6 separate regions of the Mus musculus genome follow, and all the other regions are linked to region 2. A link is a loop called in an ENCODE intact Hi-C map of the cell type or tissue named here. Cell type or tissue: heart. All regions are shown on one strand. Each heading gives the region's core, and the rest is flanking DNA. Links, peaks and the distances in the headings are about the cores only.

The links. A loop is a pair of places that touch in the nucleus more often than their neighbours do. Peaks named below come from ENCODE experiments on the same cell type or tissue, not always from the same donor. Only the 100,000 strongest peaks of a DNase experiment are listed, where the experiment ranks them.
Region 1: a loop joins it to region 2, with 4 times the contacts of the local background. A loop is called at or near these places in 21 of 42 quality-filtered maps.
Region 3: a loop joins it to region 2, with 12 times the contacts of the local background. A loop is called at or near these places in 8 of 42 quality-filtered maps.
Region 4: a loop joins it to region 2, with 7 times the contacts of the local background. A loop is called at or near these places in 25 of 42 quality-filtered maps.
Region 5: it touches region 2 in a loop (2.1-fold over the local background); 5 of 42 quality-filtered maps call a loop at or near these places.
Region 6: it touches region 2 in a loop (9-fold over the local background); 11 of 42 quality-filtered maps call a loop at or near these places.

What each region holds. Positions count from the first base shown.
Region 1 is chr4:148,701,973-148,706,959 of GRCm38, reverse strand. No RefSeq gene overlaps it. Among named protein-coding and RNA genes, the nearest start is that of Gm32897, 43 kb to the left of the region's middle. In heart, for the core only: a CTCF peak has its summit at 2,038 (motif pointing left); no DNase peak of the experiment used is centred there; H3K27me3 peaks cover 2,202 bases.
Region 2 is chr4:149,073,388-149,078,374 of GRCm38, reverse strand. It overlaps Pex14 (peroxisomal biogenesis factor 14), which reads left to right. Exons shown (of 9, transcript NM_019781.3): 2 at 2,308-2,355. Among named protein-coding and RNA genes, the nearest start is that of Gm46722, 22 kb to the left of the region's middle. In heart, for the core only: CTCF peaks have their summits at 2,009 (motif pointing left) and 2,219 (motif pointing right); a DNase peak (open chromatin) is centred at 2,314; H3K27ac peaks cover 1,037 bases.
Region 3 is chr4:149,134,638-149,139,624 of GRCm38, reverse strand. It overlaps Cenps (centromere protein S), which reads left to right and starts at 2,025. Exons shown (of 5, transcript NM_027263.2): 1 at 2,025-2,149. The coding sequence starts at 2,102. In heart, for the core only: no CTCF peak of the experiment used is centred there; a DNase peak (open chromatin) is centred at 2,154; H3K4me3 peaks cover 1,359 bases; H3K27ac peaks cover 1,250 bases.
Region 4 is chr4:148,740,036-148,745,022 of GRCm38, reverse strand. Gm32897 (a long non-coding RNA gene) reads left to right here. Exons shown (of 3, transcript XR_390956.2): 3 at 1-120. Among named protein-coding and RNA genes, the nearest start is that of Gm32897, 4.9 kb to the left of the region's middle. In heart, for the core only: a CTCF peak has its summit at 2,213 (motif pointing left); a DNase peak (open chromatin) is centred at 2,212; H3K4me3 peaks cover 1,316 bases; H3K27ac peaks cover 1,836 bases; H3K27me3 peaks cover 734 bases.
Region 5 is chr4:148,804,356-148,809,342 of GRCm38, reverse strand. It overlaps Casz1 (castor zinc finger 1), which reads right to left and starts at 4,951. Exons shown (of 21, transcript NM_001159344.1): 1 at 4,829-4,951. In heart, for the core only: a CTCF peak has its summit at 2,327 (motif pointing left); DNase peaks (open chromatin) are centred at 2,377, 2,812, 3,172, 3,372 and 1 weaker place; H3K4me3 peaks cover 2,950 bases; H3K27ac peaks cover 2,872 bases; H3K27me3 peaks cover 653 bases.
Region 6 is chr4:148,680,869-148,685,855 of GRCm38, reverse strand. No RefSeq gene overlaps it. Among named protein-coding and RNA genes, the nearest start is that of Gm572, 40 kb to the right of the region's middle. In heart, for the core only: CTCF peaks have their summits at 3,922 and 4,132 (motif pointing left); a DNase peak (open chromatin) is centred at 4,155; H3K4me3 peaks cover 230 bases; H3K27ac peaks cover 980 bases; H3K27me3 peaks cover 530 bases.

The sequences.
Region 1 (4,987 bases), core at 433-4,432, 370 kb after region 2:
CGAGGGGAGGGGGAAAAATACCCTACCCGACCCTCAACTCTTTTCCAGTAAATCGATGTATTTTGCTATAATTTTATTAGGAATATAAAAGGAGCTTTTCAAAAGTGCTTAGGACGCAAAAAAAAGAGGCAGGCGATGGAAACATTAGTCTGTCTGTGTTAGCAATCCCATAGTCACATTTTATTGTTACTGTCAGGATGCAAAAGCTGCGCTTAAAACAAAATAATACATAATGTATTACTGAGGCATAAACATCGGCGAGCCGCAAGCGGCCGGCGTTTTTATTCTAAAAAGAAGATGGGGGAAAAGGCGAAGGAAGGGACACTGTGTGTGTTGGGGGGGGGGGTGCGGCCTCTGAGAAAGAGATGGCAGAGCTGGGAGCCCCAGATCTAGAGGACTGAGGCACTCAGAGCTTCAGCCACAATACTGTCCCTTTCCTGGCTCCTCCTGGGTCAGGGGATCTGTTCTCTGAGGAACTCTTGGATCCTTGATGTCCAGTCTCCCTTTAGTTCAGGCTTGCTCTCAGATCCAACCTCACTTAGGGAGGGAAGGAGCCAGGCAGCCTCTGACAGTTGGGGTTCAGAGAATGACAGTAACTTACTCTGGGTCACACAGAAGTAAGCGATGTGACCAGGGAGAGAAGCTAGCGTAGAGTTCCAGAGCCCTAGTTTGGTGACTGAGCTAGCTAGGGACTTGAAGGTCTTTAGGCAGCACCACCACCACCCCCTCCCACCCCCGCACTTGGGTCCCTGAGGTAGTCTCTCTGCTCCATCCCTGGCAGCTTCCTCGTGTGTCATCTTCCAAAACACATTTCTCTTCCCCTTCACGCCAACATAAAGCTACCCAGTCCTCTCGGAGACAAGCTGTGCCTGGCAGGGTCCTCTTCAGCCCGGCCATGCCCTCACACACTTGGTAGCAGCCTCTGTGACCATCCTTGTAACCCTTCAGTCCACTGAGTTCACTCCCACCTGACAGCTGGAGTGACTGCCCAGTTCCTCTACCGGAAAGTCATATGTGGCCCCGTCATGGCAAATCCTCCAGGAAGGCTTCCTGGGTTACCTGTTGACACCTGTCTATACCCTTTTTTTATTTACTTGTTTATCACTCGTTTGCCCTAAATAAAGATGAAAGAAGACGGGGCCAGTTGTTCCTGGTTACCGTGGTGTCTCCAGCTCCTGGCCCCTGCACAGTCTGTACAGTGTGTTCTTTGTGGAGAAAGGTGGATGGGCCACATGGTCCCTTTGGCTGTCATTGCAGGTAACAGATGGGATGTATGTGAGTCTTGGGAACTTCTGGGGCTGTGGCATATCCTGCCTCCCCAAGGAACCCAGAGCCAGCCCCTCTTCCCGTGTTTGGACACTCCACCTCCCCTCTAGAGACAGATGTCCCCACCTCCCTGTATGGATCCAGCCCACCAGAGACCGTGTGCGTGAAGGCAGGGCCTCCGCCATCTGCCCAGCATGACTTGTAACATCTGGCGACTTACTTCTCTCAAGCCTTCCCAGATGTTTGGTGTCGGGAATCCCTCCCCTCATCCCACCATTCCCTACTCTTCTGATTTTCTTGGGCCTCACCTCAGAGAAGGGCCTGGAGACTTCCACCACCCCTCCCTCCCACCAGCTTACCGCCCTGGACTCCCCTCCTCTCAGGCCACTGAAACCCTTCGATCCAGTTTCTCTCCTCCCCTGAAAGGCTTCTCTCAGCACTGTGGAACAGCTCTAGGGTTCAACCCCTGACCTCTGACCCTTTGGGGAGAGCAGTCAGGAAATGGAAGCTGTGTGGCTTTCAGATCTACTACGGTACCTGCCTGAACCTCAGTTTCCTGATCTGTAAATTGGGGACAAGAACAACGTCTTGATCTGCAAGGGCAACAGGGAAAGCCTATAGTACTGTACTCTGAGGGCCTTCCATGGCACTCAAGGTAGGGGATATTGGGGCAGAGCCACCAGAGAGGGTGCTAGGGCCAGTCCCTATCCCACCCTAGCCCTCTGGGGTAGCTTACCCTTCAGTTTAAGGGCACTTGGTGCCACCTAGTGGTGGGTGTGGACACGGACTGGCCTGACCAGGTAGGTGGGAAACTGGGTCTGGGTCAGGACACACACAGGAGAATTAAGTTAGGGCTGAGAGTCTGGCTTTGTTGGAGGCTAGCGTGCACCTGCAAAGTCCTTCTACCCATGTAGAAGCCATCTTGGATATGAAACAGGGCGTGACCACCTCCAGAATGCTCTGTGTGTGCTCTGTGTTCAAGTCAGAAGCTGCCATGCCCTCCCCAGCTTGGACACCAGCAAGCACTCCACCAGACAGGGAGACCCAGCATGGAGGCCTGAAGGAGAGCACAGCTCTCCCCACCCCACCTCTTACAGTAACAACCGCCTCCTCCTCAGACCCAAAACAGTGGAAGGCTGGATGGCCTGTTCCTAGAGTCCTTCCTGGTCCCTCCTGTGTGCCAGACATGGTATGTGCATGTGTGCTGTAGTGTATCTACAGCTTGTGTGTATCTGTGTGTATGTGTGTGTATCTGTGTGCTGCATGTTTGTCTGTGTGTGTATCTGTGTGTGTCTTTGTTTGTGTGTGTGTCTGTGTGTTTATGTGTGTCTGTGTCTATTTGTATATGGATATGTATGCATCTGTCTGTGTGTGTATCTTTGTGTGTCTGTGTGGATGTCTGTGCCTGAGTGTTTATGTGTGTCTGTGTGTTTATGTGTGTCTGTGTATTCATGTGTGTCAGTGTCTGTATGTGTTTGTGTGTATGTCTGTGTCTGTGTGTGTATGAATGTATGTGTAAATGGCAAATGGGGAGGAGGGTAGATGAGAGATGAGAAGGCAGAGAAACAACAGGAATGTCGGCGTGTTCATAGGAGCCCCAAGAAAAGTGCTGAGGGGCAGAGCCTGGGGCAGACAGGAAGAGGAGATTGTGACAGACAGGGTGGCGTGAGCCTTCCCCACAGCTGCAGTAAAGCCTGGTGGTTACAGCCTCGGGTTGTAAGCTTCTGCCAGCTGCACTTGCCCATCGTATGACTCTAGTGGAACAACTAAAGTTCTCCAGGTCTCTGTTTGGCCATGGCTAAAATGAAAAGAGCTATGCTCTCCCAGGCTTGTCCCTGGGAATAAATGACATCAGCTCCCAGGAGATTCAGCAAGAGAGGGAGCTTCTCCAGACCCCACCATGTCTTCCTCATTACACACATACACGCACATCCTCATTACACACGCACATGCACAGGCACAGAAGGACACACATCTCAGGAGCTCAGGGTTGAGCCTCGAAAGGGTACAGTGTCTGGCTATATAAAGCTATGTGTCTGGGGGTGCACAGATGACAAGCTGCATTGACACATGTACCTCTGAGCATGGCTGTGTCTTCAAGTCTGGGGGCATGGGATGCCAGGAGTAGGGCGGTGCTCCCATGCCTGAATGTGGGTGTGCAGGGCCCCAACAAGGGCTGTCATTGCCACCAACAGCTAGGGCTGTCATTATAGGGGGAAAATGTCAGCTACCGACTCCTCTAAGCCCACCCCCCGCCTGGCAGGGTTACCTCTTTTCTGCCTGTCAGAGCTGGGGTGAGAGAGCTTTGAGCCTGTGCACAGGGTAGGATCAGGAGTCTTCTGGAGTCAGTGAGCCCTTTGTGGGTTCATCCCTGAGGTCTGGGACGAGGGGGGGGGTCTGTTCTGACATGAGGTGTGGAACAGAATGCAGGGAGACTGGCATCTCTCTCTTCTGCCACAAAATTATAGGCTGTGGATAGGAAGAAAGCTTAATTAGTAAAATGCTCGATTTGCAAGCATGAAGACTTGAGTTTGAGTTCTAGCACCCCAATACAAAAGCCAAGCATGGTGGGCAGGTGGTGAGGCGTGGACTTCGGGACACTGGCTGAGTGTCTGTGTGGATGTCTGTGCCTGAGTATTTATGTGTGTCTGTGTGTTTATTGTGTGTCTGTGTGTTTATGTGTGTTCGAGCTTAGCCTAATTAGTGAGCTACAGATCCCACTGAAAGGCTCTGTCTCAAAAAAACAAAGTGGACAGAAGAATGTACCAGAAGGTGATCTCTGGCATCCATGCCCAGAAACGCACACACACCACCACCACCACCACTACCACCACCACCACCAACAACAACAACAGTGGACAGCCTGTGACTAGCTCTCTGTACAAAGCTATCTGCTCTTACACCCCTAGCCCAGGCCTGTGTGTGTCGGAGCATCTATTGGGTAGGAAGAGGACCTTGGGTCAAACAGATCTGGTTTTTGGGCTCCAGCACTATAGCTTCATGGCTATGTAGTCATAAGCAAGTCAAGTAACCTTTCTGAGTCACGGCCCCTTCCCTGACCAGCAGCGACAGTGCTAATCACCCCTGCAGGGTACTTGGCCTATATCACTTGGCACCTATGTTGGAGGCCATATTCAGGGAGTGTGGTCTATGCATCAAGTGTCAGTCACCTCTGGGAGTCCCTTCTGTCCATTCCCCATGGTGGCTGCTTGATTGCTGTGTCTATTCCACACATGAGGGAAGAAGCCAAGGAGACAGATTGTCAGATGTCACCAACCTCCAGATAAAGGCACGGAGGAGCAAGGTGGAATTACCTGTGTGGTCAGTCTGGGGATGGAAAGTGTCTCACTCCCTCAGATGACCCCTGAACAAATGAGTTGTAGGCTCCTTGGCCATCTCCTCCTCAGCACTCTCACAGGAAGAAACTGAGTCCAGATCAGGCCGGACATTCACAGAAGTCCCTACAGTAACGGCAGGGAGGTGGCCCCACCCACACTCCAGGTATGGCCTCTGAGTCCCCTGAAGTGAAACACATTCCCTGAGCGCTCCCTATGTAACCAGAATGGCCAGGCTGGAAGCAAAGACCCTTGGGAGGTTCCCTGGGGGGGAAGGGGGGCTCACAGCCTGGTGGGGAAAGATAACAGGCAAATTAACATAATTCAATGACTGGAGGCTTTAAAGCTGAGGGCATGGGAGAGGAGAAAGATCTAAGGTGGTCAGG
Region 2 (4,987 bases), core at 522-4,521:
AGTGAGCTACAGCAAGCCATCTGTTTGCCTTGGGAGGATTGACCTGGGGTGGGGGCTTCACTTCCAGTGAACCTCATCCTGCTCTCTTTGCTCTCCCTCTCTTCCCCTCTCCCCTCCCCTCCCCTGCCCTCCCCTCCCCTCCCCTTCCATGTCCCTTTTCTTCACTGCCTGTTTTCTTGACTCCTTTTTTCTTTCTTTCTTCCTCTTGTCCCTTCTTTTTCTTTTTGAGACGGTCTCATGTGGTGTAGGGCTGGCCTATGATTCATAAGCTCCCGCTGTAGCCTCCGGAGTCCTGGAATTACAAACTTTACTGCACATTGAGCTTCCTTATTTAAAAAAAAAAAAGTTTAAGGCAGGCGTTCTAGCGCATGCTTTTATTGTGCAAAGGCAGGTGGATCTGGAGTTCAAGGCCAGCCTGGTTTACTGAGCTAGTTCCAGGTCAGCCAGGCTACTGTCTATACAGACAAACCCCGTCTCAAAAAACAAAAGTTTAAAGTTTGTGTTTACTTGTGTATGAGTGTATGCCTTAGCTGGCTCTGAATGATGCTGAAGTGTCTGGGAGAGGAGGAAGGAACAGCTTGTGCAAAGCCCCTCCTCAGAGACAGCAGAAGCCAGAGTGTCTGTTACGGATGGGCTTGGGAGTTAGGCAGTAGAGTCTTGACATGTGCTTAGAATAGATGGGAGGATTCCAAGACCGCGCTGAGGACTTGTTCTTGTCTTATGAGAACAGTAAGGAGCTATTGATGATGCTTATGGGCGTGGATGAGTAAGTAAGGGAGATGATCGAGTTGCCCTTTACAAATGATTTGGGTTTTGTGTTGTGGAAAGTGAATTGGAAGAGAGCCAGCACGAGACCAGGTAAGCTGATTAGAAAGCATTTGCCGTGGTCCAGGCAAGTGATGCTGGAAGCTTGTACCAAAGTGATGGCAGCAGAGATAAAGAGAGGTGGAGGGTTGACTCCATGGCTACGTAGGAGAGATGATGGGCAGGAGGAGATGAGGGGTACTTTGGGAGTAAGGGAGGGAGCTCTTGAAGACCTTCCAGCAGTTACTGGAGGGCAGGCATCCATGGCAGTCAGGGCAGTCTGTGCTAAGACTTGAAAATCTAAGGGGAGGCAGGAAGGAGGCCTGGAGGGTGGCACAGGGAGAGAAAGGTCACTAGGTATGAGGACTGACCTCCAGTTATAGTTTCAAGCTGCCTGGCCTTCTGCTCTGGGGTGGTGGAGCTCATAGGCTAGAACTCTGGATAAAGTGTGTGGTGGCAGGCAGCTGTGCGGTAAGGCGGTCTTTAGGAACCTTCTCTAGACTCTTTCCTCTCTCAGCTTCTGCCCTCTTCATAGGAGGCTGGCACAGGCCATCTGAACTAGCTGGGAGGCAGAATGGTGGCCGGCTCCTGGGATACACATTAGCTGCCCTTGTCCGGGTGTTGTCTGTAGAAAATTGACTTTAATGTCAGTAACAGTAAAAAACTAACCACAACTCAGGCCGGCCGCTTGTCTCATCCTTCTGGAGATTTGTGTCTTGCTTTAGCACCCTATTCTTGCTCTGAATTTTAGCTAGTTCAGTATAGGGTTGAAGGTATGAGAAAGGCTGTGGCCCAGAAGGAAACAGATGGGAGCCTGGCCGGCAGGTCACAGTGCTATTGCTTGCTCATAGGCTGCTCTGTTTATTTCTCAGCCTGACACCAGATTATTTCTTAACCCAGAGCAGGTTGTTAGTGATGGGCAGTGCTGTAGCCAGTGCCGTAGGCTGGGGGCAGTAGTGGTGGGGTGCATTTCTTTGATCCCAGCGCTGGGGAAGCTGAGACAAGAGGACCAGGGCTTTAAGGTTACACTTAGTGATACGGTGAGTTGGAGGCCAGCTTGGGCTACATGGAGACACTGTCACAGAAGCGAAACAATCCAAAGAAAGTGGCACTTGGCTGCAATGAGAGAAAACCCCTTAGTGTGGGTTGCCGATGCCCCCCTGTGGCTGCCTTTTGTTCTACACTTTTGCTCTCTCTGTAGTTCAGTCTATCTGTGACAGTGGTAGAAAAGCATGTAGACCATTCTTAGGCCTTTTTCTGGCCTTTTTTGTCATGGTCCACATCCTTCCTGATTGCATCTGATCCTTGGTCCTCCTGAGAAAAAACCAGCCCTGTTCATGAGGGGCTATGGCTGTGAACCCAGAAACAGTCTGCAGACTGAGACTCGCAGCTCCTGCTGCAGGAGCCCGTGGAGAACAGAACCGACCTGGGTGCACTGCCTGTTTTTCTGATGTCCATGAGGTGGCACTGTGATCTTACTTTTGTTTCTGTTTTTCTTTGCAGCCAAGCTCTCCTCCAGGAAGTGAAAATGTGGTGCCCCGAGAGCCACTGGTAAGTATGAAAGACCTGGAGGAGCCTATGGCTGCGCCTCGAATCAGCGGCCTGCATGCTTGGAGGCAGGACCTGGTGACCCTTGCCCCTGACCTCTGGCTTGTGACTTCTGCTTATCAGGAGGGAGTGACAAGACCTCTTGGAGCACCCATCTCTACAGTCACATGGCACTTTGTTTGCTGCTGCTAGTAGGACTAGGTGACAGCAAGGTTGCTGCTTGTCAGCTTCACACTGTCAGAAACCTGAAGTAGCTAGTCTTTGCTTCTCAGTGAAGCACCCGGGGTGGGGTGGGGTGAGGTGCCCTTTAAGGACCAGGTAAGAGGAAGGGTTCTGGGGTTGCTTGGTCTGTGGTTCTGTCTGTGATGGGTGGCACCCATGGTATTGTAGATTCTTGATAGGAAAGAAACCTACTGAGGGTTGAAGGACCTTTTCTCTTTCTAAACAAGGAGGGCCACCCTCTGGAGCTCAGTTTGTCCTTGCACTCACTATGTGGCCTAGGCTGGCTTCCTGCTCACAACAGTTCTCCGGGCACAGCTTCACAAGCGCAGCAGGTAGAGGACAAACACCACTGCTCTCAGCTAAGGAACTCTGTTTGCAGAGTGGTCTGAACCAGAGTCCCTGCCTGCCTGCCTGCCTGCCCTGTTTTCACTGTTTGGCATTTCAGGACTTGATGTCAGTCCTGTGGGCTGGGTAGTAAGACCGGTTCTGTGCAAACCAGCTCAGTTTTAGGGGCGCGCCAGCATTGGGTTTAACGTTGCCAAGACTTTCCTGACTTGGAGTGGTGGTAGCGGTGAGCGTGGGGCGATCTGCCCAGGCTTTGTTTCCGTAGCCCGGGCAGTCTCCTGCTTTCTTCACTCTTCCCCGGCCGAGCTGGAGAGGGTGGCGTGAAGCCCTTGGCTGCGGTGAACAGGGCCAGGTTCTAGCAGGTTCTAAGGCTTTCTAGGCAGAGGGCGAGATAGATCTGGCTGCAGATGGGCCCAGAGGACCCAAGTACCTCCCAGACGTCTCCAGGGGAGTGGTGCTGTTACTCATGTCACCTCTGTCCCCAGCGATGGGCTCATCCCAGCATGTCTGTGGTACCTCTCTCCACTCTGTAGTTTTGCCTGGCTCTTCAGAAGATGCTCTGTTCTTCCAGGCCTGTGAGCTTGCTCTGTGGCCTGCCTCCAAGCCTTTCAGAGAGAAGCTGTGACTTACACTGAAGTCCAGACTGAACACAGCAGTCCGTTTCTATCCCTTACTGCTGCGGGCTCTTTTGAAACTTCCTGATTTGGCTTTCCATCCTCAACATGAGGCCAGGCTGTCTTTTGGGGGCACAACTGGAAAAGCTCTGTGGAAGCGTGGAGTCTCTGATGCTGCCTGACGCCTGGGTGCGGGGAGCCCTGCAGGCCTGTGCTGTGTAGGACTCTGAATGTGGCTCCTTCCGCTGTACCGCGCATCTGCCTACTGCCTGGTTATGCTATTTCTTTCTTTTCTGGGAGCCCCTGAGCAGTCTTCAAACCCTGGTAGCCTGTGATCGTCCAGAGTTCAGACTCATTCTCTCCAGGCCAACTCTACAATTACCTTATATTTAATTAATATTTTTTCTCCTCTTTACGTACTTACTGCATAATTGCTCAGAGGAAAGAAAACACATAGCAGCAATTTATATATATATAAAAAAAAACAATAATTAAAAAAAAACCCGAAATAAACTCCCATCTCATTTGGGCTGATCCTGTGAGTTGGGTAATTAGGGCCCTATTAAAAGGTAGACCCTTTCTCCTTCCCCCCTCCTTTTTTATTAATTTTTTTATATTAAACTCCCACAGTCTCTCAGTCATGCCCTTATTGCTTTTGGCCAGCCATTTGCAGCAGCCTGATTAAATGAGGGCACCAGCCGAGTTGTATGGTCTTGTGTGAACAACTCCTTTCTCTCGGGAGTGGTGGCAGGAGGGTGCCGGCAAAGGAGCCCATAGAACGCTGGCTTGTGGGGCAGGCCAGGGGCACAGGTCGAGCACCAAGATAGCTCTTGGCAGCTGTGGACCGGCGACTGCCTAGATGAGCATCCTAGGGTGCTGGTGAGGCAGTGGGCACAGCTCAGGCCCACAGCTCAGTGCACAGGGGTGTGGTTTGGAAGCATTCAGTGCTCCGCTCCTTCATCAGGGAGGGAGGCTGTTCAGGCTCAGTGTGCTGGCTGCTTCCTGGATGCTTAACCGCAGCACCGCACCCGCACCGGAGAATAGACCATTACAGAATCAAACAAGCCTCGTTTTTTTAAGTAATTCGTGTGTTTTATTTGGGGAAGAAAAGGCGTTTGTATACATGAGACAATTAGCGGAAAGGGAACATTGTATGTAATTTGAGGAAGCGCCACGAGGTTATGTATAATTTGGTGCAGAATTGCCTGGCTGTGAGTCTGAGAGGGCCCGCATGCAGAGGAGGAGGACGGTGCTTGGGCGGGGACTGGGGGATAGTTTCTGGGCTGTCTGGAGCTAGGTCTCGAAGAACATGATAGTAAAGTTGTGTTTATTTTTAACTCGTTGCAGTGTTAATTTTTTTTTTTCGAGACAGTGGAAGTTTTTAAGAATGAGGGCAGCTGGGCACATGGCGCACACTTGTAATCCCACACTAAAGAAGCTGAAGCTCGTGCGTT
Region 3 (4,987 bases), core at 523-4,522, 61 kb before region 2:
AACTGGGGGCAGGGACCCACGATGCCTTACATATAGATGTACAAATTCCTATGTAATTAAAAACAATTAACATAATAAACCGAATCTACAATAGGTTGTGGTATTTCTTAACAGACCTCGCCGCAGTGGTGGTGCACACCTTTAATCCCAGCACTTGGGAGGGAGAGGCAGGTGGATTTCTGAGTTCCAGGACAGCCTGGTCTACAAAGTGAGTTCCAGGACAGCCAGGACTATACAGAGAAACCCTGTCTTGAAAAAAAAAAAAAAGGATTAACAGACCTCACACAGAATGTAACAGTTTAGATGATCAGCATGACCCTGCTTTGAGTTATTTTTTTTCTTTCTCTCTTTCTCTCTTTCTTTTTTTTTTTTTTTTTTTTTTTTGAATTTTTGAGACAGGGTTTTTCTGTGTAGCCCTGGCTGTCCTGGAACTCACTGTGTAGACCAGGCCGGCCTCGAACTCAGAAATCTGCCTGCCTCTCAAGTGCTGGGATTAAAGGAGTGCGCCACCACCACCTGGCTCTTTCTTTCTTTTTTAAAGATTTATTTATTATATACGTAAGTACACTGTAGCTGTCTTCAGACACTCCAGAAGAGGGTGTCAGATCTCATTACAGATGGTTGACCTCTGAGTCATCTCTCCAGCCCCAAGTTATTTTTCTGTGTCAATGACTGGCAGGCAAATTACAGCGATAATATGAAATAGCTGGTAGGCATTGGCTACAGCCATTTCGGGGCCAGGCAGACCTCTCTACAGATCCTTTTTTTAATGTCTGAGTGTTTTGCCTGCGTGCATGAATTGGGCTCTTGGAGATCAGAAGAGAGCACTGACTCCTGGAAACAGTAATCATAGACAGGTGTGAACCACCATGTGGGTGCCATGAACCAAATCCTGGTCTGCAGGAACGGCAGCTGTTATTATTGCAGAGCCACCTCAGAGCCTCTCGCTGTATAGCTTGACATAATGGAGAAGCAGCCACTCTTGTCCCTGGTAACGTGAACCACTCGCTCTGAGGGGATAGCGTTTGAGCAGTGATCTCACTGATCACTGATTTGGTGCTGGTGGAAGAGCCATAAAAATCCAAGGTTCCTTGCACGAGGTTGTGTGTGTGAATGGTTCACCATAGAAGGCGCTGCCTTCCATAACTTACATCAACTGGCTATTGGTTTGTGTGAGTGTGAGCACACAGTGGATGTAAGAAAACAACTTTCTGGAGTCAGTTCTGGGAATCAAACTCAGGGCCTCAGGGCCCCAGGCTTGCAGGGCAATGTGTTTTGACCCACAAAACGATCTTTTTTCTCTCTCTTTCTTCTCTCTCTTTCTTCTCTCTCTTTCTTCTTTCTCTTTCTTTCTTTCCGAGACAGGGTTTCTCTGTATAGCTCTGGCTGTCCTGGAACTCACTTTGTAGACCAGGCTGGCCTCGAACTCAGAAATTCGCCTGCCTCTGCCTCCCAAGTGCTAGGATTAAAGGCATGTGCCACCATGCCTGGCTTTCACAAAGCTATCTTGCCAGCCAAGTGCTTTATCATCTGTTAATTGTGGGCTATACACTCTTGCTTTTTTTGTTTTGTTTTGTTTTTTAATTTTAAGGCAAGTTTCACTATGTAGCCCTGGCTGGTCTGGAACTCACAGAGATCCACTGGCCTATGACTCAAGAGTGCTGGGATTAAAAGGGTGCATCACCAGGCCCAACATATATATATTTTTTACTTAAACACTTTTATTTACTTATATATTTATTATGCATATGTGTGTATTTGTGTGTGCATCTGCATGCGGGTACCAAGAGAGACCAAGAGAGAACATTGTGTCCCTTAGAGATGGAATTACACGTGTTTAGTGAGCCACCTGATGTGGGTGGTGCGTCTGGCCGGTGCTCTCAGTGACTGCTAACCAGTGAGCCATCTCACGCACGTTCTTACAGATGCTTGAACCCCGGGTCACACCAACGCTAAGACCCTTCCGCGAGCTGTCGCCAGGGGGCGCGCGCGGGACAGGAAGGAGGCGCTTCGCGCTTTGACCCTCGGCGCCGCCCGTCGCAGAGGTAGCGCGGGAAAGTCTGAGCCGACAGTGGCGCGCCGACCGGGGTTGTCCGCAGTGATGGAGGAGGTGGAGGCTGAGGAGCCGCAGGAGTTCTCTCACCGGCAGGTATAAAATAAATGGGGTCCCAGCAAGGGCAGGACGTGAGGTCCTGGGAGAGGGAAAGGCCCCGAGTCCCTAGCCGGCCTCCGCGTGTGCGCATGCGTCGCTCGGCTGCAAGGAGGGGGTGCGGTCCGCCGAGCCTGCGTCCAGCTCGCCAGAGTCCGGGTGTCCCGGCGCTGTGAGGGTCGGGTGTGGGCGCTACAGAGAGACGATGGGGCTTGGAGGAGCGTTTGCCCAGCATGAGGGAATCTATGGGTTCGAGTCCCAGCACCGCACCTACCGGGCTTGGTGGTGAACGACTGTGACCCCAGCACGGAGCGGGGTGTGTGTGGAAGCGAGAGGCTTAGGGTGGAGGCAGAAGCCAGTTTAGAGTCATTTTCAGCGATATACCGAGTTCGAGGCCAACCGGGATTACGGGAGGCCCTGTCTTAAAGGAGGGCCCGCCCGGTGGTGGCGGCGCAAGTCCTTAATCCCAGACTGAGGCAGGCACATCTCTCAATTGGTCTACAGAGTGAGTTCCAGGACAGCTAAGGCTACACTGAGAAACCCTGTCTCGAAAAACAAAACAAAAACAACAAAACAAAACAAAAACAACAAAACAAAACAAAACAACAAAAGAGGCTGGGGATAGCGCGTGTGAGGGTGAGAGAGATGCAGGAGAGACACACAGACTAATTCAGGGGCTGAGGCAGGAGGATTACGAGTTTTAGATCAGTTAAGTACCTAGAGAGACCCTGTCTCAGGAACAAGCGAGGACAGTGCGTGGGGCTCAGGCCTTTAATTTCAGGAGTCAGAGCGAGCGGTGTGTGTGAGCTTGAGGCTAGCCTGGTTTACATAGTGAGACCTGAGCAGTTCACTAGGACCTGGGAAACGTTGTCTATTCTATGCTGCAGAGCCCGGAGTCAGCCCCTGGCAGGCTGCCCTAGAACCCACCCTCTGGCGTCGGTTGTGATTTCGGGTCCTCTAGTCAGTTAGTCGTGGCCCAAATATAGTTTTCTCCTTTGCAAAGTCGGAATACGGATAACTACTGCACGGGGTGGTGTCAGAGCCAATATTCAGTTGTTTGATGAATCAGAGCTGCCATCTCAGCTGGGAATGATTGTGAGCTCAGGGTTGGGGGTTGCTTCCTTAGGTATCTGCGTCCCATCGGCTGTCTGCCCTGCACTCCTGTTTTAAGAAATTCAGAACCTGGGCTGGAGAGATGGCTCAGTGGGTAAGAGCACCCAACTGCTCTTCTGAAGGTCAGGAGTTCAAATCCCAGCAACCACATGGTGGCTCACAACCATCTGTAACAAGATCTGACTCCCTCTTCTGGAGTGTCTGAAGACAGCTACAGTGTACTTACATATAATAAATAAATAAATCTTAAAAAAAAAAAAAAAGAAATTCAGAACCTTTAGAACCATCGCTAGAGCCCAGCTGTGAGCACCCAAGCGGCCATCATCTGTTTTCACTTGGCAGCTTGCTTTCATTTCAGTGGTCCTCAACCTGTGGGTTGAGACCCCAATTAGATATCCTGCCTATCTGATAATTATGATTCACAACAGAGATTCACAAAGTTACAGTTATGAAGTAGCAATGAAATAATTCTGTGGTTTATGTATTAAAATTAAATAGTAAAACAATTTTACTACACGAGGAACTGAGTTAAAGGATGGCATCCTTGGGAAAGCAGGGAGCCACTGCTCATCTGCTCTCTGTAGCAAGCGCAATTCTCAGGCTCTCATTTCAGTTGTAGAGCCCTGACCCTCCTTAGGGAGTGTGGCTAAGCCGTTTTAGCCTGCTGGAGGCTCTGAGTTCAGATGAAGCCTGGCACGGGCCACTGAGCGCAGATTTCTGGGAGGCAACCTGGTCTGCAGAGTGAGTTCCAGGCCAACCAGTGTTACACGGAGACCCTGTCTAGAAAATAAAATAAGATGAGAACACAAGTCAAGTTCAGGGTGGCATATTTGTCTTCTGCAGAGGAGGAAGGTTCTCTGTTCTCTTACACCCTTCTGATCGATTGTTACATTTCACAAGTGTGTTCAGTTGTTGAACTTTGTTTGTTTTTGTTTTTTCCAGACAGGGTTTCTCTGTGTAGCTCTGGCTGTCCTAGAACTCACTCTGTAGACCAGGCTGGCCTTGAATTCAGAAATCCTCCTGCCTCTGCCTCCCAAGGTGTTGGGGTTAAAGGCGTGAGCCACCACGCCCGGCTAGTTGTTGAACTTTATTTTTTTTAATATTTATTGATTTATTTAATGTATGTGAGTACACTGTCATTCTCTTCAGACACACCAGAAGAGGGCATCAGATCCCATTACAGATGGTTGTGAGCCACCATGTGGTTGCTGGGAATTGAACTCAGGACCTCTGGTAGAGCAGTCAGTGCTCTTAACCACTAAGCCATCTCTCCAGCCCCGTTGTTGAACTTTGTTTCCTTTTTTGTTTGTTTGTTTTGTTTTATTTTTCCAAGATAGAGATCTTCTATGTAGTCCTGGATGTTTTGGAACTCACTCTATAGATCAGGCTGGCCTCAAATTCAGAAACCCGACTGCCTCTGCCTCTCTAGTGCTCGGATTAAAGGCTTGTGTCACCACCACCCTGATCTTTTTTGTTTTTGACACTGACGGTTTTGAAGAGTCCATTAAGAGCAAAGGTGTAATGGAGAGCATAGACTATAGTTAAATTATTATTATTTACTTATTTATATTTTATTTATTTATTTTGGTGAGGCTGCTGTCAGGTCAGCTTTTAAGGGTCAGTTGTCAGGCACTGCAGCAATAGCCATAACCCATCTTGCCACACACACTTTTTTTGACAGTCTTGTCTTACTAGGTAGCCCTGGCTAGCCTGGAAATCACAGAG
Region 4 (4,987 bases), core at 532-4,531, 330 kb after region 2:
TGTCGTGTAGCAGATTTAATCATCGGAGAGTTTAAAAAAAAAATAAGGACTGGGCTAATGTCGTAATTTACATTTCAGGATAATAAAGAGGGAAAGGCAGAAAAGGAAGAGACCCATAGCCTGCTAAAGGGGATGGAGAGGGGAGGCTGGCCAGGGGGTTCTGCGAGCCCAATAGATTTGCCTGGAACACCAATAAATTTTAAAACAAACCCAGAAAGCTAAAGACAGCCCCTGGAAAGTGCTGGAAAATGAACCATCGATTTTAGACTTCATCTGCATTTTGTATTTTAATAATGCTCTCTCTGTCTTTCCTTTTCTCCCTCTCTCCCTCTCTCCCTCTCTCTCTCTCCCTCTCTCTCTCTCTCTCTCTCTTTTGCAAAATATAAAAGCTGCTCTGATAAATATTAATTTGAACCATCATAATGTATTTGAAAATTCCAGCTAAAATGTCACCACATGGAACATTAATGTAATATTTCAAGGCCCTGAGAGCAATACTCATATTGATTGCATTTATTTCACTCTAGGGAGGAGAGATAATTCTTCAATGTGGGACACATCTGGGAGCCAAGGAGGCAGAGGCTGAGGGGAGAAACGCGAAATTATATATGGTCATAAAAAATACAAAACAGAAAATCCTCCTCAAACTCTCCTCTTCAGCCTAGCCCCACCCCAAACTTGCCATTTACATCCCCCAGCATGCCCCGGGGCAGTGCAAGGACTGCTACCCGTGAGCCTTTGGGGCAGAGGTCGCAGGACAAAAGCTGAGCGACCTCTGCTCAGGTGCCACCATCACATAGGCCCTGCCTCCAGGAGGCCAGCGGCATCTCAAGGGGTCTGGAGGGACAGAGGAGTCAGAGTCTAGCTGGGGTCTGAAGCTGCAGGGTGTGAGTTAGCGTGTGTACAGTTGCTGTGGGGACTGGGGAAGGAGAAAGAAAGGAGTCAGAGGAGAGGAGAGGAGAGGAGAGGAGAGGAGAGGAGAGGAGAGGAGAGGAGAGGAGAGGAGAGGAGAGGAGAGGAGAGGAGAGGAGAGGAGAGGAGAGGAGAGGAGAGGAGAGGAGAGGAGAGGAGAGGAGAGGAGAGGAGAGGAGAGGAGAGGAGAGGAGAGAGAAGGCAAGCAAGACATCAGGACTAGACAGAGGGCCAAAAGAGAAAGGAGAGGAAGGACAGACAGGAGACAGAGGGGGACAGATAGGAGAGAGAAGGCACAGAAGAGGAAGAAGATGGGCCCAGAGGGGAGAGCAGGGGAGGGGGAGGCGGAGTGGGGGCACCGGTCTGGAGTCCCAGCTCCTTTCCCTGTCATTAAGGGTATTGACGTGCTCAGGCGTCAACGAGTCTTTGTACAAGTGAAAGGAAACCTGATGCTGCTGGTGACCCTGAGCCCACGCCCTCCGTGTCTCCCTCCCAACTCCTCTCCTGGAGCAGAGTAAGAGGTGGGAGCTTTGAGAGCTGAGATGACTCGGGCTCCTGCCATCCCGGGTTGATCCCAGAGGGTGGCTAGGCAGGGACCCCATAGTTTGGATTCGTGCCCCCATCCAGGTCTCATCAAAACCCTCCTGACTTCTTGGGTGACTGAGGGTGAGAGGAGCTGATTTCCGTGAGGCCTTGAGGGAGACAGGGAGAAAGGCCAGAGGTTGGAATGTTCAAAGTCAGGTTCATCTTTGCACACTGTCACCGCCTCTCAGAAGCTCTCTCCCGGTCCACCATGCCCGTGGCGCTCGCTTATACAGTGCACGCTTACCTGGGACTATCTGAATTATCTGCTTGCTTTTAAATGTGTCTCCCTGACCACTTGGAGATGAAGTTTTGAAAGGACAGGGACCAGGCCTACCTTATTCACCATCGCGTCCCCTACACCTCGCCCGCCCCGGCCAGATGTTCCCTAGTGCTGGCTGACTTGATGGAAGGAAAAGAGGATGCCTGGACGTACAGACGGATGCTGCAGGCTCTGCCCTCACCCTGAACCAGCCCCTCCTCGCCCCCATCCGGGACCGCTCCCCGCCCGCGCCCGCGCCCCCGCCGCCGCCTGAGGCTGCGCCCCCCGCCTCCCCGCAGCCGTCATTCGCGAAGCTGCCACAATATTGTGAAGGCTCCGCGCTCCCGCTCCTCCGCGCAGCCCGCAGCCCGCGCGGGGGAAGGCGAGCGACGCGGGCTGCCGATGAATAATGCATGACTAAGGCGCCCCCTACCGGCGGTCGCGGGCAGCGCGCGACCCGGCCCAAACGGGCCCCCACGCAGCAGATCCTGCAGCCCGGAAACTTCGCGCCCCACGCACACCCTCCTCGCTCCAGAAACCCCAAGACTGATCAGGAAGCGAGGCTACCAGAATCGGGGAACATGCCAAGCGTGAGATCCATGTGTGCGGTGGGGCAGAATGGGGAAGCCTGGCACCTCCAGGGCCTCTGAACCTGGGCTTGGGCTAAGCCTGCAGTGCAGCCTCCAGGAAGGGCAAGCCTGGACAACGCAGGGTCTTAATTCAAAGGAGTGCAAGCAGTTTCACAAGTACTTCCAAGTTGCTGTGGAATATTTATAAGTCTGAGGTGTGGGGGAGGGGTGGAGCACAGTACAATAATATATAGGCATGAAAATGTCATAATGAAATCCAATCCTTTGAAGAGTAAAAAATACAAAGGTTTTTTGTTGTTGTTGTTGTTGTTGTTGTTAAGAAGATGCAGCTGGGTGTGCATTTGGAGGCAGAGAAGGAGGATCTCATGAATTCGAGGTCTACCTGGTCTACATCGTTGAAACCCTACCTCTCCTTGCAAAGGGGATGGGGAGATGCTCTGAAGAGATAGGTGGCTCAGGGTTAAGAACACTCGCTGCTCTTACAGAGGACCTGGGTTAGACTCACAGCACCCACAGCTCATAACCATTTGTAACTGCAGTTCCAGAGATCCTATGCCCTCTTCTGGCCTCCTCAGGCATCAGGCATCCACGTGACATACACACTAATACGCAGGCAAAACACTCATATACATACAATAAAAATAAATAAATAAAAATCACCCTTTGGAGGATGATGATCAAGAGAAAGTCCCTTTCCCCTAGCATATGTTGCAACATGCCTGTTATCCCTAGGACCCCTGGTGTGGTCACTTGCTCTCTGGGCTGGCCACCATCTCCTAACAGGAAGGTACTTAAGGAAGCCAAGTGCCCATGTGTCCCTTACAGCCGCCCTCACATCCCTGTGGCCTTTCTTTTTTTTTTTAAAGATTTTATTTATTTATTTATTTATTTATTTATTATATTTAAGTACACTGTAGCTGTCTTCAGACACCTCAGGAAGGGGCATCAGATCTCATTATGGATGTTTGTGAGCCACCATGTGGTTGCTGAGATTTGAACTCAGGACCTTTGGAAGAGCAGTCAATGCTCTTAACCACTGAGCCATTTCTCCACCACCACCACCACCACCACCCCCCACCACCCCACCCCCGCTGTGGCCTTTCTATTGACAGTTCATCTACTCCAATTACTGTCGCTTTCGCCTGATCCAAGGCCCAACCTTAGTAACCTAGAAGGAAGGGGTGACATAGTGGTTGGGAGCATGGATCTAAGTGGGTGGCTGGGTGCTATGTTGACCTGGGACACATAGTCTCAGCGACTCTGCAAATCAGAACCATAAGCAGATGAGAGACTTGAGGCACAGAAAGGCAGACTCCCCGGCTCCATACCACACTGCTCAGGTGTGAACGGAGCTTCACTCTCCCCTCAGCCTGAAGCTGGGATGAGCAGAGACACTTGGGGCAGAACAGAACTCCACTCTTCTACCCAGACAGTCTGTGTCCTAGAACCACTCGCCAAGAGGTCAGCCAGCTTGGAGCCTCTCTGCAAGCCCTTCGAGGCTGAGGGAACGTGGGTTGCAAACACTGTTGCTTTGGGGTAGGGGGTGGGGGGAGACAGCCAGACTGATGACGGCAAGTGTGCAAATGGGACCCACAGGAAACACACACAGGGTCCCAAATTACCTCTCAAGGAACGACGGCCAGCTCGATGATAACGTGTGACAACCATTTAGAAACCTTGGACTTAGAATCTTTCAGGTGTGGCCTGGATTACACGCTTGCTTCTGCTCTGCTCGGTTGCCTCATCTGAGATGTTGACGGGAATGAAAAAGCAGGGTGTTGAGGGCCACAGGGGCCTCAGGTGGGCTGTGCAGTGACTCCGGGCTCTGCTGAGATAATTCTTGCCCAGGTTTACAGACAACTTGCTTTCCAGAATACAGTAACTTTCCCTGCCCACCCACCACCACCACCCCGAAACAAACCAACAAACAGGGTTTCTCTGTAGTCCTGGCTGCCCTGAAACTTGCTCTGTAGACTAGGCTGGCCTGGAACTCAGAGATATGCCTGCCTCTGCCTTCCAAATGCTACCCCCACCCCAGAGCAACTATGTTTGCAATCCAAGTTCTCTCAACCTCATAGGGCTCGCAGAGAGGCACCAGGCTAACTGGCCTCCTGGAGAGGGTTCTGAGACACAAAGGTGTGTGTCTGGCTTTTTTTTTTTTTTTAGTAACTTTATTTTTTTTCAGGTTTGGAGTTTTCCCGAAAGCAATCTAAAGATTTGGGGGTATTTCACTTGAGCGAGACCCCAAGGGAAGCAATGAGAGCGTTGGGCAGCAAAAGCATTGAGTGTCAGTGAAGAGGTCTGGGAATCTCTAGGGACCTCCAGGGACCCGCAGAGCACACACCCACGTTGTCCCTGGAACAGCTGGATATCTGCCCACCACTGTCCCTGGGCCACTGGTGGGAGATCACAGGGGGTGAGCTCGTCGCTGCGGGTACAGGAATGTCCTTTGGGAGCAGGAGTCGGAGTGATTCGTATAACATTCGCTCTGGAGCAAGGCAAAAGGACACAGCAAAGCTCGAAGCCCACTGTGGTCCCTGACTCCTGTTGGCTGCCTGGTCATCAGCCCGGTCCACTCTGGGGCCATAAACAGGCTCTGCAGCCAGCTCTGAAAAAAAAAGGAGGAGACTGCTCGTTTACA
Region 5 (4,987 bases), core at 502-4,501, 270 kb after region 2:
GAGATGGCAGTGCCCAGGTCTGAAGCTGACATTTCAGCTTCTAAAGGAAAAAAGCTGAGCAAAATAAACTGTTGACTTTTTAGCTAAAAGTATTTTCTTGTTCTAACTCATGTTCTTATGTTACTGAGCTTTAAAAAAAAAAAAGAAAAAAGAAAAAAAGACAAACAAGAGAGAGGAGAGAGAGAGAGAGAGAGAGAGAGAGAGAGAGAGATGACTTTCCTTGAATGATCTGTTTAACCTAAGCCAGAGGAAAAAAAAGAAAGTCATTAATTACTTATGTGAGCTATTGCTTCAGAAAGACAATAAACCTGCCCGGTCGCCATGGATATGACATATTTGCTCTGAAAACAACACAATAATTAGCAAAGGGGAAAGATACAAGGAGAATATGCAAACTCCTGAGTTTAAAGCCACAGTGCTCTTTTTACCCCTAAGCCTCTGCTCTGTTTGCAATCCAAATCAAACAAAAATTTAAAATATAGCAAAGAGGGAAATAGCAGGGTTGGCTTCCCCCTCCCCTCTCCCGTGAGCTGAAAAGCAACAAGGGCTCCACCCGCCTGCAAAATAAGACTTGGGGGGGGGGGCATGTATTGCTTGTTTGTTTTCTCCTAGCAGGGGTAAAGTCTTGGTGTTTTTTTTTTTTTTTTTTAAGTGAGCTCTTATTTAGTATTGGGCCTTCTGGCCAGATATAAATTTATTTATGAAAGTCAAATGCCCTGTGTGTGGTTCATGCCCCCCCCCAAAGTAAATGGAAATGTAAGGGGGGGCTGCAGTTGAAAAAGCTAACCAGCCTATTCCAAAAGCACAAACTCTGTAGGGGACCTCCATTCCCCCTACCTCCAAGAAAATGGAGCCTGGGTCTTATTTTAATATTAAAAATGCATTAAATGGTTTTACCTACAACTTAGTCCCTAAGGATCATTACGAAATGCAATCGCTTTGTATCATATCTGTCAGCGTGATAAATATTGGAGCTAGAGAAGGTTTGCATTTTTTTTTCAGGATGTCACCAATCAAGATGGTTTTTTTTTCTGCCTTATTTTCTTAATTCACTGACTCCCCCTAACCATGACCACCACACACACACACACACACACACACACACACACACACCCTAAACTGAGAAGGAGAAAAAGTTGATATACTTTTAAACACCAACCACAGGTCAGTAATACTCTCAAAAAGCAAGAAAAAAGCTAGGAGTTAAAATTTTGGGGTGACAACTTCCCAAAAGAGGGAAAATTGCAGTATCCTATTAGCTTTGACTGAAAACCTTTTCCTTCTTCCCAGAGGCGAAATTCCCAAAAACAGATGGTCAGGATCTCAAAGAAAGTAAATATACCTCAACCCCCACAGGCAGAGAAATCTAACTTTGAACTTCTTTTTAAATTAAGGGGGGGGCAAGATAAACTATTAATAAGAATGAGAGATGGGTTGCGTTTTGTTTTTCTTATTCAAAAAAAATCATTAAGCACAAGGGGAGCAGATATAAAGGGGGAGGCGCCTATGTAACAGACTTTCCTATTTTTTTAAACAATAGTTTTTTTTTTTTCAGATTGGCCCCTTTGATCTTGAAAGAATTTTGCTCTTCTATGATGGGGGGGGGGAGGGCTCGGTGGTGAGATGATCCTGCTTTAAATGGTGACGCAACTTGGGGATCAAAGCCTTCTCTTTCTGTTAGCCATAATAAGCTGTACTTGCCACGAAGCGGGAGTCCCCCGGGCTCCTTTCCTTCGTCAGAAGGAAATAAAATGAGTTGATACTCAGAGCAAGACACGAAGGTGCAAAGTCTAAAAACAAAATAAAACAAAAAGGGCAAGGCGGAGGGGAAGAGGGAGGCACTGGCTCTTTAAACGTTTTAGTGCATATGGAGTTTGATTTCTGAAAGAGATCAGTTTAACATCTCCATAGAAACCAGCAACAGATTATCATCAACAGAATAAATAACTAGTCTAATAAATTAAACAGGAGGCATAAGATCGCTGGAAACCTGATTACTGAAGTTCAACAATATTCCCCATAAACCCTCGTTAACCGCCTCTAAGGTGGCTAACAAGATGGGGTGAGGGGGTGTCTTTCGGATACGCTAGGTTCCGTGAAGACTGACGCTGGACGCTGCCAGAGGTGGAAGAAAATTCCCCTTCTCGGTCCAGGAAAGGGTCTGGGAGTTGCAGTGAGGGGCGAAGCACAAAAAGCCAAAGTTTGGGAAGTGTGAAAGTGGTTCCAATTGCGCGATACAGTGCGGGGTGCAAGGACCGCCCGGGACGCACCGCTCGGCCGCCACTGGGGCTCAAGCTAAGAGCTTTGCGCTTGGGCGCGGATCTGCCCAGCGCCCCCTCCGGGCACGTGGAGTGCAGTCAGGGCGCAGCCCCGGGGGACCAACTATCCCCCGCCCCACGCCTGGCGCAGCTGCTCCTGCTCAGCCGGGACAGCTCCCTTTAGCATGGCGGCGTGTGTGTGTGTGTGTGTGTGTGTGTGTGTGTGTGTGTGTGTGTGTGTGTGTGTGTGTGTGTGTGTGTGTGTACGCGCGCGCGCTCTGGGCGGGGGGGGGGGGGTGGTCACCAACGTTACCAGACGATCTGTTTTCCAGTTCCCTTGTGCGCTCTCACCGCGCGCCCATACCAGCTTGGAGGCGGCCTAAATTTACCAACTTTGTCCGGAGACTACTTTACCCCATCCCACCCCCAACCTCTGTGACTGTATTAAGCGTTAGCTGGACAGATACACACACCGAGGGCCGCGCCCCCCACACTCCTTTGGAGAAGCGACGTACACGCTCAGTCTCCCCAACATTCTGCCAGGTTTAGGGGAGCTCCAGCTCGGAGGAGGGGTATTATCCCTGCTGGAACACATCTTCCACCCAGGCATCTACATCTTCACCCTTCCCAGCGTGACTGGATGGAGGTCCTCGCCGCACCCAGGCCGGCTTCGCAAGCCGAAGCTGAATCTGGAGAAACTTGTCTGCGGGGAGAAGCGGTCCCTGGCCTCACTCCTCTCCTCCCCCAGCTCGGGGACCCCGGTCGGGGAAGACTTGGAAGAAGAATCTGTGCCCACCCCCTAGAGAAAAATCTATTATTATGATCTTAATCTACGCCCCCAAAGTGTCCCTCCCGCTGTGATTGACGGCGCATACACCTGTTCCCCTCTCAGAGTAGAGTCCAAACGCTGGGGACAGACATTCGCTCAACCGCTTCTCGGCCGCCCAGCGCCCGCCCGCGCCCGGGCACCCCCGCCCGCAGCCCCAGTGCTCCCCTGGTCGAATCTCTCCACCCTAGGAGGCCGCCCCCTCCCCTCCCAGGCCTTGCTCCCCGGCTTCTCCCGCTCCGGGTCGCGCTGGCTTCGAAAAGAGAGAGAAAGAACAGAAAGCAAAACTTCCTGGCGGCCGACGGTCATCAGCTGCACATTCTGCAAATGCCACCGAGTAAAAATAAACCGGCCGCCGCTCCGCCCGGCCGGCTCACCCCGGGCGCACGACTCAGCCCCCTGTCCCGGGAGGTCCACGGCTGAGGGTCTGTCTGGCAGGGTCCCCTGATTCCCGCGCACCCCTCAGAGTCCCACTCCGTCAGTTACCACTTGACGCTCCTGTATAGTGAAGGTCGACCCAAGAGTCCTGGTGGCCCAGTCATCTCCCCTTCACTGTCCCCTGTGCCCCTACATGCTCCTGTCCTCTGCCAGGAGCCGATTTCAGCCCCATGTCCTCTCCACACGCTAAACCCCCGAGGTCCTCCTCAGCCCACCTAGGGTCACAGACCCCGTCCAATCCTCTCCTATCCCTAGAGAGAGCCCCCACCTCCGGCGCCGGAGCTCACCGCTCCACCCGCAATCGGGCCTGCCAACCCAGCGTCCCAAGTCCCCGGGCGCAACTTCTCTCTCCGCGCACACAGTAGCCGCCACAACTCCCCCGGAACTTTTCCCCAGATCCAGGGCGAGCTTCAGCCGACAGCAGAGCGGTCGGAGCCAGTACCCAGCGTTGCGAGCCGGAGCCCGGGGGGGGACTCGGGGGTAGGGGGAAAGAGTAAGAAGCGCCACTTGCCGCGCTTGGAGCGGCGCACTTGAGATAAACTTCCCAGGCACAGATAGAAAAGGGGGCGCCGCTCCCCAGATCCCAGAACCCTCTTGCCTTCATTTTCCCACCCGGAGCTCCCCTTGGCACCCTGCGCCTACGCGAACACTGCCTACCTCTGCTGGCAGAACATACACCCCGGTGTCGGGGCACAAGAGCCGGCTAGAGGAGATCCCCACCCACCCCTTCCCTTGGGCAAAGTCTTGCAAAGTCACCCCAGGAGCCCCTCACCCCTGCCTCCTTCTCTCCTCCAGACAGCTCACGACCCCCCTGCAGCAGGAGGGGGCGTGGGAGAAGGAACGATCACCCAGTATTGGCAAGCACCTGCGCCCCCAGCCCACTGCGCGGAAAGCGCCCCCACCCTAGTTGCAAAGTCCTGTACTCGTGCCTGGCACCTCCCCCTCTTCTCCCCTACCCCGCCGACCCCTCAGTTGGAGTAAGTGACCCCCAGGAGCTGCAGCCCTCCCTCCACTGGAGCGGCTCGCCGGGCATTCCCCTGGTCACTGCGGGCGCCGCGCCGCCCCGCGCCGGGGTGCCAGCCCTCTGTGCCCCCTACCTCCCGTACAGCCGGAGTTGGGTGGCAGCCGCCGCTCGCAGGCTGGCTGGCTCGGTCGTTCGCTCGTTCGCCCGCTCCCAGCTGCAAGCGGCAACCCCGGGGGTAGTGAACTGCACCGGGACAAGGGTGAAACCTGGAGGCGCCCCAATAGGCCCGCAGAGGTGGAGGGCTTGAAGGGGCCGCGGTGGAAGGAGCGCCGAGTCTCTTACCTGCACTTGGGGCGGCTTTGGGTGACTTTCCAAGTCCGGGGAAAAATGTGTGTGTGTTTGGGATGGAGCGCCGCGGGCGCGCATGCGCGACCGAAGTTGCCGGATCCCGGATTTTTCGCTCCCAGTCTCCGCTCTCGCCCGCTGTGATTATGGAATTCT
Region 6 (4,987 bases), core at 319-4,318, 390 kb after region 2:
CGGCTCTGTCCGTCACACTGGAAGTGTTTGGCCATATCATCCACCGCTGTCATTATTCCTTCCGAACCCACTGTCCATGGCCTCTCAGGAGAGGGAACCAGTTCCGAGAACAGCACCCCCAAGACTCCATCAGGGAGGCGAGGAGCGGTGGGCAGCCATGGCTACTGAGGGTGGTAACTGAGAGCAGACACTGTGCCCACGGCTCTTGGGTATAAGCAGCTGGAGACCATGGAATGTCCATAGAACTCTGGGGCCAGCAAGGGTGAAAGGGTGTGCCTTGTTAGGAGCACAGCATCTGCAGACCAGAGCTTTACTCACCAGCCCAGGCTGGAACATAGTTCTGTCCGCACACTAGATGTGGGGAAGCAGGGCCCGTGCTGCCCAGCAGCTCCATGCCAGCTCTTCCTGCCTCTGGTGGAGAAGGCAGGACCCATAGCAAAGCAAAGGCTGGGGTCAGAAACAAAGTGGCTCAGAACGAGGCTCTCAGGCTTCCAAACCAGAAGGTGATACTGGCTCTCTCTCTCTCTTCACTGTCTCTGCACCCATGTTGCTGTTCCCATGCCACAGGTAGGAAGACAAAGGCTCGAAGCCCCGAGGCACACTGACACTCACCCATGGCAGCACTCTGAGGAGAAAGCACAACAGGGATGTAAGCCAGGACTCGGTAACTCCGAAGTCTGTTCTCTCCACCCAATTCACTTCCAGGAAGCCTGGTCCTTCTCCTCCCTGTACTCAGGGTTAGCCCAGGAAGAAGAGCGGTAGCCTTGCAGATAGACCCTGCAGGTAGGGAACACACTTGACATCCTCCCAAGATAGATGCCTCTACCAGATGTGGCAAATGCACAGGGCTTCATACACCCCAGGATTACTTCAGATGGAGCCCCAACACAAAATCATATTGCACAACCCTCGACGACGACGATGATGACGACGACGCAGTGTCAAAGGCTAGACTGTCTCCTTCAGGCGGGGGGTGGGGGGTGGGGGTGGGGGATGGCTCAGAGGGTACAGGTACTTGCCTCCAAGGCTGATGTCATGACTCCTTGGGTCCCACCTGATGGAAAGAGAGACCTGACTCCTGCAAGATGGCCTCTGCTTCTGTGCCATGGCACACACATGCTCCCCTCCCTGCAACAAATAAATAAATAAATGTAATTTTTTAAAGGTCGAATTTAAGCCAGGCAGTGGTTATGCATGCCTATAATCCTAACACTAAGGAGGCAAGGCAGGCGGATTTCTGAGTTCGAGGCCAGCCTGGTCTACAGAGTGAGTTCCAGGACAGCCAGGGCTACACAGAGAAACCCTGTCTTGAAAACCTAAAAAAAAAAAAAAAATTCTTTTCCAGAGAAGGAGGCATATTTGTCCTGACTTCCCCGGAACATGCATGGCAATGGTATAATTTTACATTTTTCTTTTCATTTAAAAGTTATATATATTTGTGCCAGGTGTGGTGGCCCACACCTTTAATCCCAGAACTTGAGAGGCAGAGGCAGGCGGATCTATGTGGTTGATGTTCGAAACCAGCTTGGTTTACAAAGTGAATTCCAGAACAGCCAGGGAAACCCTGTCCCGGAAAAAAAAAAAAGAAAATAAAGTTATATATTTGAGGTGTGTGTGTGTGTGTGTATATGTGTGTAGACCATTCAGATATAACTGACATGTCAAACGAACCATTTCCTGGCTATATCTGCTTAGGTCGTGTCTATGTAAGGGGAAGACACTAAGTGAATAGCCACCCAGTATGTTGGTGGGTAAGACCCAGGTGTGAAAGCAAAAGCCAGCATCCTCCTGCCCAAATGAAGCACCAGATGGGAAGGAAGTTGGGATTCTGGCACCACCGACCATGGTGAGGACCAGGAACAGGTAAGCATGAGCTTGCGAGAGAGGCCAGTGGATGGCATTCCCCATCCATCCAGGCCCCACGTTAGGAGCCTGGAGGCCATATTGCCGGCTCTCCTCCCTGGGCTGCATGGCCCCGCAGCTGGCTGGTGTAGAGCACACATGTTTTGACTGAAGCCCTCTCCCCCCACCTCTTGAACACGCTAACATTAAAGGGAGCGTAGCTTTGTAAAACTGAAACTATAAAACGCTTCTGAAACCCAGCCCGGGGGATTAAAGAAACCACATGAAAAGGGACTCGGGCCGACCTGGACGCTGACTTCCTGTTCAGAAGATCGCTCAACATGTGCCTCCCACCCGGGCTGGTGGTGTGGATAAGGAGGAGGAGGCAGGAGGATGGCCAGGGCCAGTAGAGGCATCCAGGAACCCCCACTAGTCCAAAGAATAGCTGATAGGCTTGGCCCCGTGACCCCAGCAGAATCCTTCCAGGCCTCTGACTTCCAGAGACTGAGTAGGGTAGACATGGACTTTGGTCTGAGGAGCCTGGTCTGTAGTAACAGGCAGTTCAGGGGTCATGCTATGGCCAGGCCAGCTCCCCAGCTTCTGCCAGTCTCCTCTGCTGTCTCACTTGGTGTCCAGAGGCCTGGATGCTTGGCTGTGCAGGAAGTCCCTGGAGCCCCAGCTCACCCTCCTGACCAGACAGGATGAGCCTCTCTGCCAGGGGCTGTGGAGATGGCTCAGGTCAGTAAAAAGGAGGGGAACCTAAAGAGATGGCACAGTGGTTAAGAGCTCACAGGTTGGTCTCCCAAAGGACCCAAGTTCAATCCCTAGCACCCACAGCAGGTGCCTTATAGCTTACTGCTTTAACTCCACATCCAGTTTATCTGATGCCTCTGGCCTCCACCGACACCTGCATTCACGCACATATATGTGCATGCTTACGTGTGTGTGTGTGTGTGTGTGTGTATGTGTGTGTGTGTGTGTGTGTGTGTGTGAGAGAGAGAGAGAGAGAGAGAGAGTCAGTGAATCTGTCTCCACTAACCACAGGAGCTGACGGTAGATTCAATCGTCATCTCTGCCATTTCTCAGCTGAGTCCACTCCAACCCACCCTATAGGGCCACTTAGGGGAAAGCGGTCAGCGAAAAATGCCAGGTGTGTGGGGAGCTCCCCAGGGGAACTGCCCACCAGTGCTTCTCACATTATTGAGCAGGGCAGAGTTAGAGCAGTAGTCTGGGATGCTAGGTCCTGCTGGCACAGCCAGAGTCTGGGGCTGGCCTCACAAGCCTGCGGCTTGGGTTCTCTGTCTCGCTAAGTGGCCCCTCTCTTAGCCCAGGGGGGTTGGTCTTGGGAAAGACAAGCTGGTCAGGGGTCTTTTCAGACTCTGGTGCTCCAGTTTGGGGGGGCTCAATCTGCCTCCTTCGTAGATTCTTGATTTAGTGGCCAAAGAAAGACACTCAAGCACTGCCAGTTTTGAGGATGCATACCCCGGATACACTCTGGGCGGACACGCACTCATGCCCCCTGTATTCCACACACACATAAATGCAGACACCCTTCTGGGACACACACCACAGGCCACTTGGCAGCCACCCCCAGCCCCCAGCTTCTCTAGAGTCCTCCCTCTGTTACATAAACTCCCCGTGCCCTCCAGTGTCCCCCGCAATCACTTACCTAATATTAGGATATTAAAAAATATGGCAAGATTTTAAGAGACTTATTAAAATGCAATTAGCAGCATGTTCGACCTAAGCAGGGAGATTATTTTTAAAAATGACTTGATTGTGCGGAATACCACGCACCTTCCTGAGGCCGTAAACCTGCCAATCACACACACTCAGAAAGGAGATTTCCCTGCTGCCTTTGCCCTTCAGGATTTTCTCGCGCCCCCACCCTCCCCACCGCCGCCCCGGGACTATGAAGGTGGTGCCCCCAAAACCTACAAACTCTGCCCATTTGCACGTAGTTACACTAAGACTATCTGAAAGACCCCATTGGGAGGAAATCAATGGGTTAGTCAAGTCCAAAGATAAACTTGTCGAAGCTTAAGAAGACAGCCAGAGAGTGGGCAAGACAGGGGAGGGAAACCCTACCCCACCTTATGGGGAACTGTTCTTTGATAGGAAAAGGCTGAAGAGAAAAGCTGAAAGGAGGAGGAAGACTTCCTAGGGAGAGAGTTACCGCTGACCTCTTCTGAGGGTTGTACCCCAGAGGCCCCCCCACCCCTAAGCCCCCAACCCTTGTAGCAGCCCCAGGTCAGGCTGGAACAGTGTGTTATGCTGCCCCCTGCTGGCTGCTCTTTACATTGCAGCTCCACTTTTAACTGGAGACCCAGCTTCAGGCTCTGGGGTCCAGTGTCAGCCATTCTCCATCTAGAAGGGCCACGAGGACCGCCGCCCACGACCCCACCACCACCTTTAACCAAGATCTCTCCCAGGCAGGACTCGGATCTACAGAGAAGCATGCACTGGTGTCGTGGGGAACTCTGCGGTGAGTTCCCATGCAGCCCCGCCCTGGCTGGAGGAGTTTATCAAATGTGCTTTCTGCTTCCTGGCATTAGGCTCCCCTGGCACTTTTATTCCAGCCATAAAAAGGCTATTTCATTGAGAAATAAAGTCCCATCTCCCTGACGTGTAACTCCTTTCAGAGCTCTTACTCAACTGCCAGGCAAAATTTATGCTTCCTGGATGCTCTCTCTTGTGATTGCAACTGGAAATTGGGCAGAAAGCTGGAAGGCAGATCTCCTTCCTGGCCAATAGGACCTGGGTTTGTTTCTTTGGTCTAAAGGAATTCTGAAGACTCAAGGTGTGCTGGAAGGATTCCTTGCCTAAGAATATGAAGACCTTGAGTTACTATTTTCCAGCTATCTATGTGACCTTGGATCAGGCTGTGAGCCTCAGTTTCTGCATCCATAAAATGGAAACAATCGTTTCTTTCTTCCTCAAAGGGGTGGTCCTGCTTACAGTGGGCAGATGGTGGTGGCAAGACTTTGAAACAGAATGTAGCCTTTATTTTAGAGGCAAAGGAGTTCTTTGACTTAGGGAGTACCAGTCTCCTCTCTCTCTCTCTCTCTCTCTCTCTCTCTCTCTCTCTCTCTCTCTCTCTCTCTCTCTCTCTCTCTCTCTCTCTCTCTCTCTCCCTAGCAGTTGT